Linked DNA regions of Homo sapiens: region 1 is linked to region 2. The links are chromatin contacts, found by Hi-C or POLR2A ChIA-PET in ENCODE. All regions are on one chromosome and are shown on one strand. The core of a region is the stretch at or near the end of the contact, and the rest is flanking DNA. Distances in the headings are between cores, read along the strand shown. Region 1 holds the start of TRIM32 (tripartite motif containing 32). Region 2 holds the start of ATP6V1G1 (ATPase H+ transporting V1 subunit G1).

Region 1 (5,160 bases), core at 287-2,786, 2.1 Mb after region 2:
GGGAGAAGAGAGATTTTTTTTTTTCAAGACACTTGCTTGAGCTAGATCCCCAGGAGTATTTTTAACACTCCTCTGTAATTAGGGAAACATCAGTATGTCTGTATTGATACATATACACACATATATAATATGTATATATGTAAGACTATGAACAGTCCTAAATTTATACTTTGGGCTGATAACTGTGGTTTTCAGGAAAAAAAAAAATTTTAAACGGGTGCAAAGTCTCCCCAACTGGTCTAAGTGAGAAATCATTTGGCATTACCTCTCCCTTATCCCCTACCTGCTAATTACAATTTTTCAAATATAGTTATCATTAAGTGCAAACTACCATAATCTTGGCTTATCTTCATGGCAAACTTCAATTAGAAATTTAGAAAATGGGGAGAAAGAGTAAACAAGGTTAAGAGAGTGGGTTCTCAGATAGAATTGGGTACAAATTTGGGCTCCAACACTTAGGTATATGTGGCCTTGTGTAACCACCTAGGTTACACAACAGGTGTAGGTTAACCATCAGCTGCCTTATCTCATTAGGTCCTTATGAGGATTTAGTGAGCTATGCACCTGAAGTCCTCAGCTGTAGCCAGACAGCAAGTGTTCAAAGATGTTAGTCATTGTTTTTGTTTATTGTTTTATCATTGTGCAGGGTCACATAGCTAAGGGGAATTTCAAATCCAAGTCCATCCTACTTCAAACTCCTTTGTGCTCCTAAGCTGTACAGTATAGTCACCTTGGAGAGTAGGTGATTGGCCCCAAACTACTTCAGGGACTGCAGGTCGTGGCCAGCCAGTCCTGTATCAGACCTCGTCCTTGCCAGATGCCTAGTGCCCCAGATTCCCTCAAATCTCAGGCCAGATCACCTCCCACCTGGTAAGATTCCTCCACCTTCACCCGAGCAAAACTACACTTGGTTTGGGTTCCCGGGTACCTTCAGTCTGCAGGGACAGGGGCTGCAGAGTGTACTCCCCAAGTCTGCCTCTGCTGTCGGCCTCCCAGCTGAGTAGGCAAAACATTCCTTTACAGAGCAATGTGTTCATGGATAAACTTGTCTCTAGTGCAGCTCTCTGTCAGAGCACAGAACATGAGGCCAAAGCACTGCCCTTCCTAGGGAGTCCCGGTTCTCGACTTCCCCAGAATGGAAGTTTGATTTTTCCGTTGGCCCATTTCTCAGATGGAAAAACAGATTCAGTAAGGTGCCAACGCTTTGCTGAGGACTACCCTGGAGGCTACCGTTTTGTGAAGGGGTAGACATTGAGACTGGAGTCAGATACGCATTCTGGCTTATCTCCTGACTTACTGAGTGAACTTGAGCAGGTCCCTTTCGCCCATGGGCGTCGGTTTCTTCATCTGCACCAAGGAGACGGAAAACTGGATTACGTGTCGCTAAGGCCCCGGGTTCTCAGAGGAAAGCTCACCCCTGCAGGGCCGCCTTGCCCCGCGCGCTTGGGGCCAGCTGCACGACAAGCCCCAGCATGCTGGGGAGGCGGGGCTCAGTGACGGACAGGGAGCTCTGCGAATTGGCGCCCGGCAAGGGGTGCTCAACGGCGCGTGCGCAGAGGGAGGCAGGCGGGTGGGCTGCCGGCGGTGGACTCGTCGGAGCCGCGGGCGGTCAGGTAGGGGGCGGGAAGGAGGGTTGGGGACTGGGGACCGCGGCCGGAGTCGTGGGCCGTGGCTCAGCGGCCAGGCGGGGGAACGTGCCGGCGTGCAGCGGCCGCGCCCGAATGGCAGGGTGTGGGGACCGGATCTGGGGGGGGCAGGACTAGGGTGGGGGTGGGGCTGCGAGGGGCAGGCTCGGGAGGGATTCGTGGGGCTGAGGAGATCCGAGGAGATGCAGCTGGGGGAGGGGAGCGAGGGGCTCTGAAGAGATTTGCGGTTGCAGCATCTCGGGAGGTATGAGGTAATGTCGGGGCCCTGAGGAGGAACGGGGTGTAGCATGTGGGAGATGGGAGGGAATCAGGGCCCTGGAGGGACCTGGGTGCAGAATTTCAGAAATATGAAGGAACTGGGGGGCCCCGATGAGATTTGAGGAAATCTGGGGGCGCTAGGCATCTGGCAAGGACAGGGTCTGAGATGATAGGAGCAAGGTCTAGGGCGATCCTAAGTGCTATTGAGAAAGGGTTTTCGGAGTGGGCTGAGGGTGAGATTGAGGGGGTGGGGTGAGTTCTTGAGGGACTCTATCTTGTTAGCAGAAAGAAGGGAGCTGGCTGAGGTGTGAAGGCAGCACATGACATTCAGTGCATAAGAGGAAGGAGCAGGGTATGAGGGCAGCACAGTGCCCGATGGAATGCAGGAGATGGGGGCTCAGATTGAGGGAGAGCAGAAATCTGGGGTGAGGAATTGGGGCGTTGAACTGAGGTGCGGGGCTGAGTGTGGCAGAGATTTGGAAATAGGGATTAAACGATCTGAGTCCGAGGGATTTGGGGCATATGAGTGAGGAATTGACGAGGGTTGCAATATACAGCCCCAAAGATTGGAATTTGGAATTGTAAGAGGGTTGGGGACAGGGTTTGGAGAGGATTGAATCGTGGGGTGGAGATGTCCTAACTGGGCTATAAAATCAAAGGACCCTGAGTAGATTTGTGGATTGGTGTCTTGGGCTGCTAAAGAGATTTTCCTTAAATCGCTGCATGGGAGACAGAGGGAGTTCAGGGGACCCAAGGACCTAAAAGTAATGTATGAAACTGGATGAGTATATGAAGATGAGCAGAGTTCAGGTGCTGAGGAACAAAGTGATAAATCTTCAGTTCAGATAATCCTGAAGGAGTGTGGTAATCCCTGTGAAGGGCAGAATCTTCTTCATTTATTAAACAAAGATCCGTTATCATGAGGCAGGTATGGTATTGCCACTAACTCCATTCTGACCACCGGTCCCCCGGCCCACTGAAAGTGGTAGGCTTTGGGGAAGAAGAAGTGGAACTATTCAAGGTCATCTGCCTAAGCCCTTTTTCCCTGTACCCCCAAGCTACGATAGCAGATAGAAAGTGAGACCTCCAGGGGAATGAGTGGAATAATTTATCCTATATAAGATCCATTACAGCTTGAAGGGGCAGTGGCTCTGTGAGTGAGGTGTTTGGGCTCGGAGACAGACAAAACAACAACAACAACCACCAGAAAAAAAAAAGGGAACCCTTAGGTATTGAGCATTTAGTCCTGTGCTAGACTGTAAAGCAGTGGTTCTTAACCAAGTCTGGCTTTGTCTCCTAGGAGACATTAGGCAATGTCTGGAGATGTTTTTTGGTTGTCACAGGGTGGGGGATACTACTGGCCTCAAGTGGGTAGATTAAACATTAAACATAATGTTTTATGTTAAACATTTGACAATGTGTGGGATACGCCCTTCCCCCCCGCAGTAAGGAATTATCCTGCCTAAAATGTCAGTAATGCCAAAGTTGAGGCACTCTGACCTAGAGTCAGATACCCTGGGTTCAAGTCCTAGCTCTATCTCTTCCTGACTTTAAGTCCTAGCTCTATCTCTTCCTGACTTTGTGGCCTTGAATGAGTTACTTAACCACCCAGTGCCTTGGCTCTTCATCTGTAAAATGGGGTTATGATAACAAGACCAATGTCACAGAATTGTTGTGAGGATTTAGTGAAGTAAACTAGCATGCCTAGGATCTGGCACATAGTAAGTTCTCAAAATCTAGTAATTTTTAGTCTTGTATCTACTTCTTTACTCAGTTTTCATGACAGTCCTTCTAAGTAGGCTCTACTGTATTCAGTTTTACACATGAGGAAACTAAGGCTTAGGAAGTGACTTGCCTAAGTTTCCATAGCTAGGAATGACACAGTTAAGCTCATACCCAGATCTCTGTAACTCCGTATATTCCCGCTTTCCTTGCTTCTTCCTTGCTAGGGCCTGCTTAGTCTTATTTTCTCAGCCCATTCCCCTCTAATGAAAAAGAGGATTGCCAGTGAGTATCACTGACTATCAGATTGAACTCTAAAGTTGGGGGGTAAATCTCTCTGATTAGGTAGGGAGGAGCCCTGGACTTTGTTCTTGGTTTGCCCTTAGACCAAGACCTGGGGCTAGATAAGGAGAGGAGCCTGAGGTTATCAGGCAGGATGAGGTGCAACGGACTATAGGGTGAGGTATGGAGGCCATTGGCTTGAAAAAACACCTCATAGCAGGGACTGAGGCTGAAGGCAGTCATACTCTGAAGGAGAGTAACTACTGTTCTGTATGGTCTCTTTTGGTCTGCTTTTCCCTGGAACAGAATTTGGCTCTATCATTTCCAGGACTAGCTACAGGGTTGCTGAAGCCAGTTCAGAAACAAAGCTAGACTGTGTCTGACAGCAAGACTTAGCTGGAATATCTGTGCACATCCCTAAAAGAAAATATGTCATGGGAATTAAATCAGCCCTGTCTAAACTCCTTACTCTAATTTCCTATGTTACCTTGTCAGTAGCTACGGCACTTGTCCTGTCAGCCTCAATCTATTAAAAATGCAAATGATTATAATTTGTTGAGTGCTTATTATGTGCATTATCTTAGTGAATTCAATCCTGCTAACAGTCTAGGTTTTATTCCTTGTTTACAGATAAGAAAAATAACAGGTTAAATGACTTACCCAGGGCTACAGAGCAAGTAGCTAGGTTGGGATACAAACCCAGTTCTGTCTTACACCTATGTTACATTATAGTAGTTTTATTAGAAGCCTTTTCCAACCCTTCAGAGCCCCTATGTTTATGTCTGGAGAATAGTTGGAAGCCAGAAGTTTATAAGGCCCTTAAAGTAGATCATTGTCTATGCACACTGATGTGTAACCTTTGTGACATTCCCTCCATCTTGTCTTTCTGGTAAAACAATCAAATTTAAAAATCATTTCTAGGTGCCCTTACCAACCTCTCAGCCAGACTTTGTCTAAAGCTAGGGAACTATGAAACATCCTTTAAGTTAGTAATTTTATGGCTGGGAGTTGATACTGGGATTTGAATCCTTGCTCTATTACTTATTGGTTTTGAGACCTTGGACAGGCTACTTTCTCTGAGCATTGGTTTCCTTATTTTTGAAGAGGAATCACACTTACTTTACATGGTTATTATGAGACTATGAGAACATATAAAAAAATGCCTGACAATAAATAGTAGTTGCTTTAAGAGTGTTAGCAATTATGAGAGGAAGGCAGTGCTGGAAGAGAACTAAGTGTTGCTTTGTCATAT
Region 2 (5,507 bases), core at 1,058-3,557:
GAACCCGGGAGGCGGAGGTTGCAGTGAGCCGAAATCGCGCCACTGCACTCCAGCCTGGGCTACAGAATATCTAAAGAAAAAAAAAAAAAGAAAAAAGAAAAAGAAATAAGGTACATTTGCAGAAGTATAATCACTAACTCTGTCAGATGTTATCTTATGTGTAAAAGAGGCAAGGATTAGTGTAATTTATCCTTTAAGGAATATAGTAACTCAGGCAGGAGACATGTGGGCCCATGTGCTCTATTCTGTTTTATCTTCAAAACTCTTTCCAGTCCTGTTTCTCACATCAGAAAAGGATAGAAATTCTGTTCTTTCCAACCCCACCACGTCAATCAAATGAAAATGTCCTGAGCCATGAATCCAGCTCCTGGAGTGAAGAATCTTTGTATCAAGAAAAATTCTGGCATTATTTTATGTTCTCAGCACTCAGTGGACTCTAAGAGGTCACCTGGTCCTTTCCTCAGCCCAGAGGATTCCGGCAGAAAAGCAGTAGCTCAGAGGTTTTACTCTGCAGCCCTGACTGGATTCAAATACCCTGTCTGTGTGTTAATAGGGGCATGACTTTTGGCTCAGAGACTTTGCGACTCTCTGAGCTTCAGTTTGGTCAATATAAAATGGAATTAGTAACAGTATCAAAGTTAATGTGAGGAGTGAGTGAAGCGATGACAAGGGCCCGTCATACTGTAAACTCAAACCATGGCTTCCTATTTCCCTATTCACGGTGGATGGGGAGATGTCTCCGTGCCAAGTTGACCCCCTCCCCAACTCCGCACACGCTGGTCCTTTTCCCCTAATCATCTCCCACCGCCTCCATCCCCCACTATCCTTTCCTGGGTAACTTCTTATTCTTCAGATCTTATTTTATTTTTTGAGAATTTTTATTATTTATTTACTTATTTATTTTTGAGATGGAGTCTGCTCTGTCACCCAGGCTGGAGTGTAGTGACACGATCTCGGCTCACTGCAACCTCAGCTCCCAGGTTCAGGCGATTCTCCTACCTCAGCCTCCTGAGTAGCTGGGATTACAGGCGCGCGCCACCATGCCCGGATTTTTGTATTTTTAGTAGAGACCAGGTTTCACCACATTGGTCAGGCTGGTCTCAAATTCCTGATCTCGTGATCCGCCGGCCTCAGCCTCCCAAAGTGCTGGGATTATAGGCGTGAGCCACCGCGATTGGCCTATTTTAATTTTTTAATTTTAATTTTTTTGAGACAGTCTTGCTCTGTCGCCCTGGCTGCAGTGCAGCGTCACGATCTCGGCTCACTGCAGCCTCCGCCTCCCGGGTTCAAGCGATTCTCGTGCCTCAGCCTACTGAGTAGCTGCGATTACAGGCGCGCGCCACCACGCCCGGCTAATTTTTGTATTTTTAGTAAAGACGGGGTTTCACCACGTCGGCCAGGCTGGTCTCGAACTCCTCACCTGAAGTGATCCACCCGCCTCGGCCTCTCAAAGTGCTGGGATTACAGGCTCGTGAGCCACTGCGCCTGGCCTTCAGATCTTAAACACCACTTCCTTGGTACAGCATTCAGAGACACCTCCATATTCCTCTCCCCTTACTAAAGGTTCCTTCTTACGGCACCCTGCATTTTTCCTTCATGACTTTATCACAGTTTGTAATTGTCTATTTATTTTAATTAATCTGTCTGTGTCCATAAACTGTGAGCTCCGCCGGGACCTTGTTTGCCCTGCTCTCTGCTATGTCCTCAATATCAACAGTGGACTAGGATCACAGCAGGCTTTCATCAAATATTTATGGGAAACAGTCCAGTCCATTCCTGAACTCGGGTTCAGAAAAGGATAGCGACCTGTCCAAAATCACACAGGTTAGCGGCAGACTTGATCCCGAGTCTCCTAACTGGCAACCCAAGACTCTATCCCCGGAACTGGCAAGAATCTTCCTGAACTACCCCGATAAAATTTTGAGTGCCAAAGAAAGTCCCAGAAAGGGAGTGAGTAGAGCAGTGTGGAGAGTAGGAGGAAAGTGATTTGACTTGGCCCCTCCTCTCTTGACGTTGAGCATACTGCAAACAGACACTATACGTGGCAGGGCGGCTACAGAGTGAACCAGCGACAGGGTAGCCATTAAAAGAGGCCAGGGAGCGGACAGAGGAGTAGAGGGCAGTACTGCGCAGTAGACTGCACAGGCGCAGTCGAGGAGCTCCGCTCCTTTCTCCTCAGCCCCGCCCCGCCCCATTTCTGCCGAATCACAGAAGTTCAAGAGCGGTCAGCTGATGCTACGCTGTGCGGTCACGTGACAACGGGGGCGAAGCGCAGGCGCAAGGAGCAAGCGCAGATTGTGGGCGGCTGTGTCAGCTGACCCAAGGGGCCTTCGAGGTGCCTTAGGCCGCTTGCCTTGCTCTCAGAATCGCTGCCGCCATGGCTAGTCAGTCTCAGGGGATTCAGCAGCTGCTGCAGGCCGAGAAGCGGGCAGCCGAGAAGGTGTCCGAGGCCCGCAAAAGTGAGTTTCAGGGTGGGGCTGCCCGGCGTGGCGCGAGTCGAAGAAAGACCGCTGGGCCTCAGGTGGTGGGTAGATTAGGCCCGAAAAACTGCGGGGTGCGGGCGTGCGTATAGTCGCGGAAGGTTGTGTGTTTCGAAGCTTTGAGGAGCTGAGGCTCTGGAAGGCTTGCGGATCGCCTGGAAGCCACGATGTGAGATGGTAAATTGGGCGTGGAAACAATAATGGGTTACCGTCCTTGGGGCCTGGAGGCATGTGAAATGGGCTCTCCAAACGGAGCTCTTTGTTCTTCTTCTCTCCCACTTAACCGCTCTGGGGTGGTCAGTCTCGGTGAAGGGAGCCAGCATCCACACAGTTGCTTGGTCTAGAAACCTGGAGTCCTGCTTGCCTCTTCTCCCTCCCTCATTTAGTCAGTCGCCAAGGCTTGCGTATCTTTCACTTTTTCCCCCATGTCTACTACCAGCGTCTTAGTCCAGGACACCAGTTTCTCTAAAGGTACTGTAGTTGTCTAAATCGTTGGCGTGTGTGCGTGTGTGTGTTTCTGATATGTGGCAAGCGCAGTGTGTGTGTGTTTCTAACATGTGGCAAGCGCAGTGTGTGTGTGTGTGTGTGTGTGTGTGTGTTTCTGTCTAATATGTGGCAAGCGCAGTGCCCAGTGCATCAGTTGTCTCCCCTAACGTGGCATTCAGTGTCGCAGTGAAGGAAGCAGGTATTGGGTCAGTTAATTAATTGCAGGAGAGATGAGGGCTGGAGTGGAGAAATGTAAGGTTGCTAAAGAATTTAACAGGTGAGTTTAATCTAGACTGGGGAGTGGAAGAACCCGTTCTGGTCCCCTCCAGTCAATCCATTCTCCTCTCTGCAATCAGTCATCCTTCTAAAATGCAAATATGTGACTTCCTGCTGGTAAGGAACAAAATAAATAAATAAGTGCAGATATGATTTCCCTACCGCCTTTGTAGTCAGACGTTTAGTTCCTGCAGAAGAAAGCTCAAATTCCTTAATGAAGTTGGGGAGGCTCTTGTGGGTCAGGCCTGGTGCTTTCCTCCAGCTATACTGAATCGTTGTGGTCCCTCAGAAGCAGCATGATGTCTTTCACCTGCAGGTTTTTGCACACGCTGTTTCTTCTGACGTGAGAAGCCTTTTCCAATTCTCCTCCCCTTTGTTCTCTGACCCTTAGTCTTCCATCAGACCTCAATTTAGGAAACACTTCTTCCCGGGAAGCCTTTCCTGACTCATGCTTGTCCCCCGGACTAGGCTTGGAGTCCCTCCCAAGTGCTGATTTCTGCCACTGCCGTGCAATAACCTGTTTGTTTATATGGCTCAGTCACTAGACTAAGCTTCTGGAGAACAGAAACTATGTCTCATTTAACTTTATGTATCCAGTTTCCCGTCTGGTGAGAAAGATGCTTCTATCCCTATTTTACAGATAGTAAAAATGAGGCTCAGAGAGAAATGATTTATCCATACCCTGGGAAGCAACATAGTTGGGACTCAGAAGCCTCTTTTTCCATGCAAGGCGAAGATACTGATCTTAGTAATTCCTTGGTGTTTCTCCTAGTATAGGAGTTATTCTATCTGACATCCAACTAGATTTCAAGCATGTCTCCTCTACTTGTGCAGTTAGGGGTTGTGTGGTACTTGGAAAGCTTTCTTTGAGGGTGTTGGGAATGAGAAGAAGCCTTTTGTTCTTGCTCCGGTGACTGGAAAGTTCTTTGTTCTTCCCAGAATATTTCCAGTCATGCCCTTGATAGTGTATTTCCAGAATGACTTCTCACAGTTTGTGTTCTGATGGCTCATCAGTAACAGAAGTTGTATCTGTCGGGAGGGATAGGAGAATAGATTGGGGAAGTGCAGGAAAAAATGCTTGGAATAGGTAAGAATAATTCTGAGTGCCCTAGCCAGGTAGGATTTATGTTTTATACCTTTATCCTGTCAAGCCTGGTGCAGGGTTTTGTATATGTCAGGTAGCTGTGAATTGGTTTTAAAAAGTATTAATTTGGCTGGGCGTGGTGGCTCACGCCTGTAATCCCAGCACTTTGGGAGGCTGAGGTGGGTGGATCACCTGAGATCAAGAGTTTGAGACCAGCCTGGGCAATATGGAGAAACTCCGTGTCTACTAAAAATACAAAAGTTAGCTGGGCGTGGTGGTGTGCGCGTGTAGTCCCAGCTACTTGGGAGGCTGAGACAGGAGAAACGCTTGAACCCAGGAGGCAGAGGTTGCAGTGAGCGGAGATCTGTCCCACAGCACTCCAGCCTTGGGGACAGAGGGAGACGCCGTCTCAAAAAAAAAAAAAAACAAAAAACAAACCAAAGTATTAGTTTATGGCTTACATACTTCTCAGATTTTTTTTTTTTTTTTTGAGACAGAGTCTCACTCTGTCACTCAGGCTAGAGTGCAGTGGCACCATCTTGGCTCACTGCATCCTCCACCTCCAGAGTTCGAGATTTTGTGCCTCAGGCTCCCAAGTAGCTGGGATTACAGGTGCCTACCACCATGCCCATCTCTACTAAAAATACAAAAACATATAAATTAATACATAAATAAAAAAATAAATTTTTGTATTTTTAGTAGAGACAGTGTTTTACTATGTCGGCCGGGTTCTTCTCAAACTCTCGGCCTCCCAAAGTGCTGGGATTACAGATATGAGCGACTGCGCCTTGCCTGTCTCAGAATTGTTAATAGTTAGGAACAGAGAGGTAGTCAGAAGAACTGCAGTTTGAAAATTTGCCTTTCTTGATTTATAATTATGGTTGATTTGCCCAGTTAAGAGTTGGGAAGAGGCAGTATATAAAATGATCCCATCCAGTTTTTTTAATGAAATCATTGAGTTGGACCTTAAATTTTTTTTATTATTTTTTATTTTATTTTATATATTTTGTTTATTTATTTTTTTGAGATGGATTCTCGCTCTGTCGCCCCCAGGCAGGAGGGCAGTGGCGTGATCTCGGCTCACTACAATCTCTGCCTCCCAGGTTCAAGCGATTCTTCTGCCTCAGCCGCCCGAGTAGCTGGGACTACAGGTGCCTGCCACCATGCCCGGCTAGTTTTTG

What was found. Hi-C counts contacts between places; a loop is a spot of excess contacts on that map. ChIA-PET counts read pairs that join two places held with the same protein, here RNA polymerase II (POLR2A). Pooled maps may share reads with other maps.
Region 1: a pooled map shows a loop between it and region 2 (9-fold over the local background). The contact joins the promoter of TRIM32 here to the promoter of ATP6V1G1 in region 2. A Hi-C loop is called at or near these places in 10 of 50 pooled maps. POLR2A ChIA-PET finds 5 or more read pairs at or near these places in 3 of 52 experiments (A673, T-cell and WTC11).

What each region holds. Positions count from the first base shown.
Region 1 is chr9:116,685,769-116,690,928 of GRCh38, forward strand. It overlaps TRIM32 (tripartite motif containing 32), which reads left to right and starts at 1,537. Exons shown (of 2, transcript NM_012210.4): 1 at 1,537-1,613. The region is part of intron 16 of ASTN2 (astrotactin 2); the gene reads right to left. RefSeq lists enhancers at 1,204-1,523, 1,964-2,013 and a silencer at 1,594-1,793.
Region 2 is chr9:114,585,462-114,590,968 of GRCh38, forward strand. It overlaps ATP6V1G1 (ATPase H+ transporting V1 subunit G1), which reads left to right and starts at 2,308. Exons shown (of 3, transcript NM_004888.4): 1 at 2,308-2,459. The coding sequence starts at 2,378. RefSeq lists enhancers at 767-1,586, 1,587-2,405, 2,044-2,123, 2,234-2,743.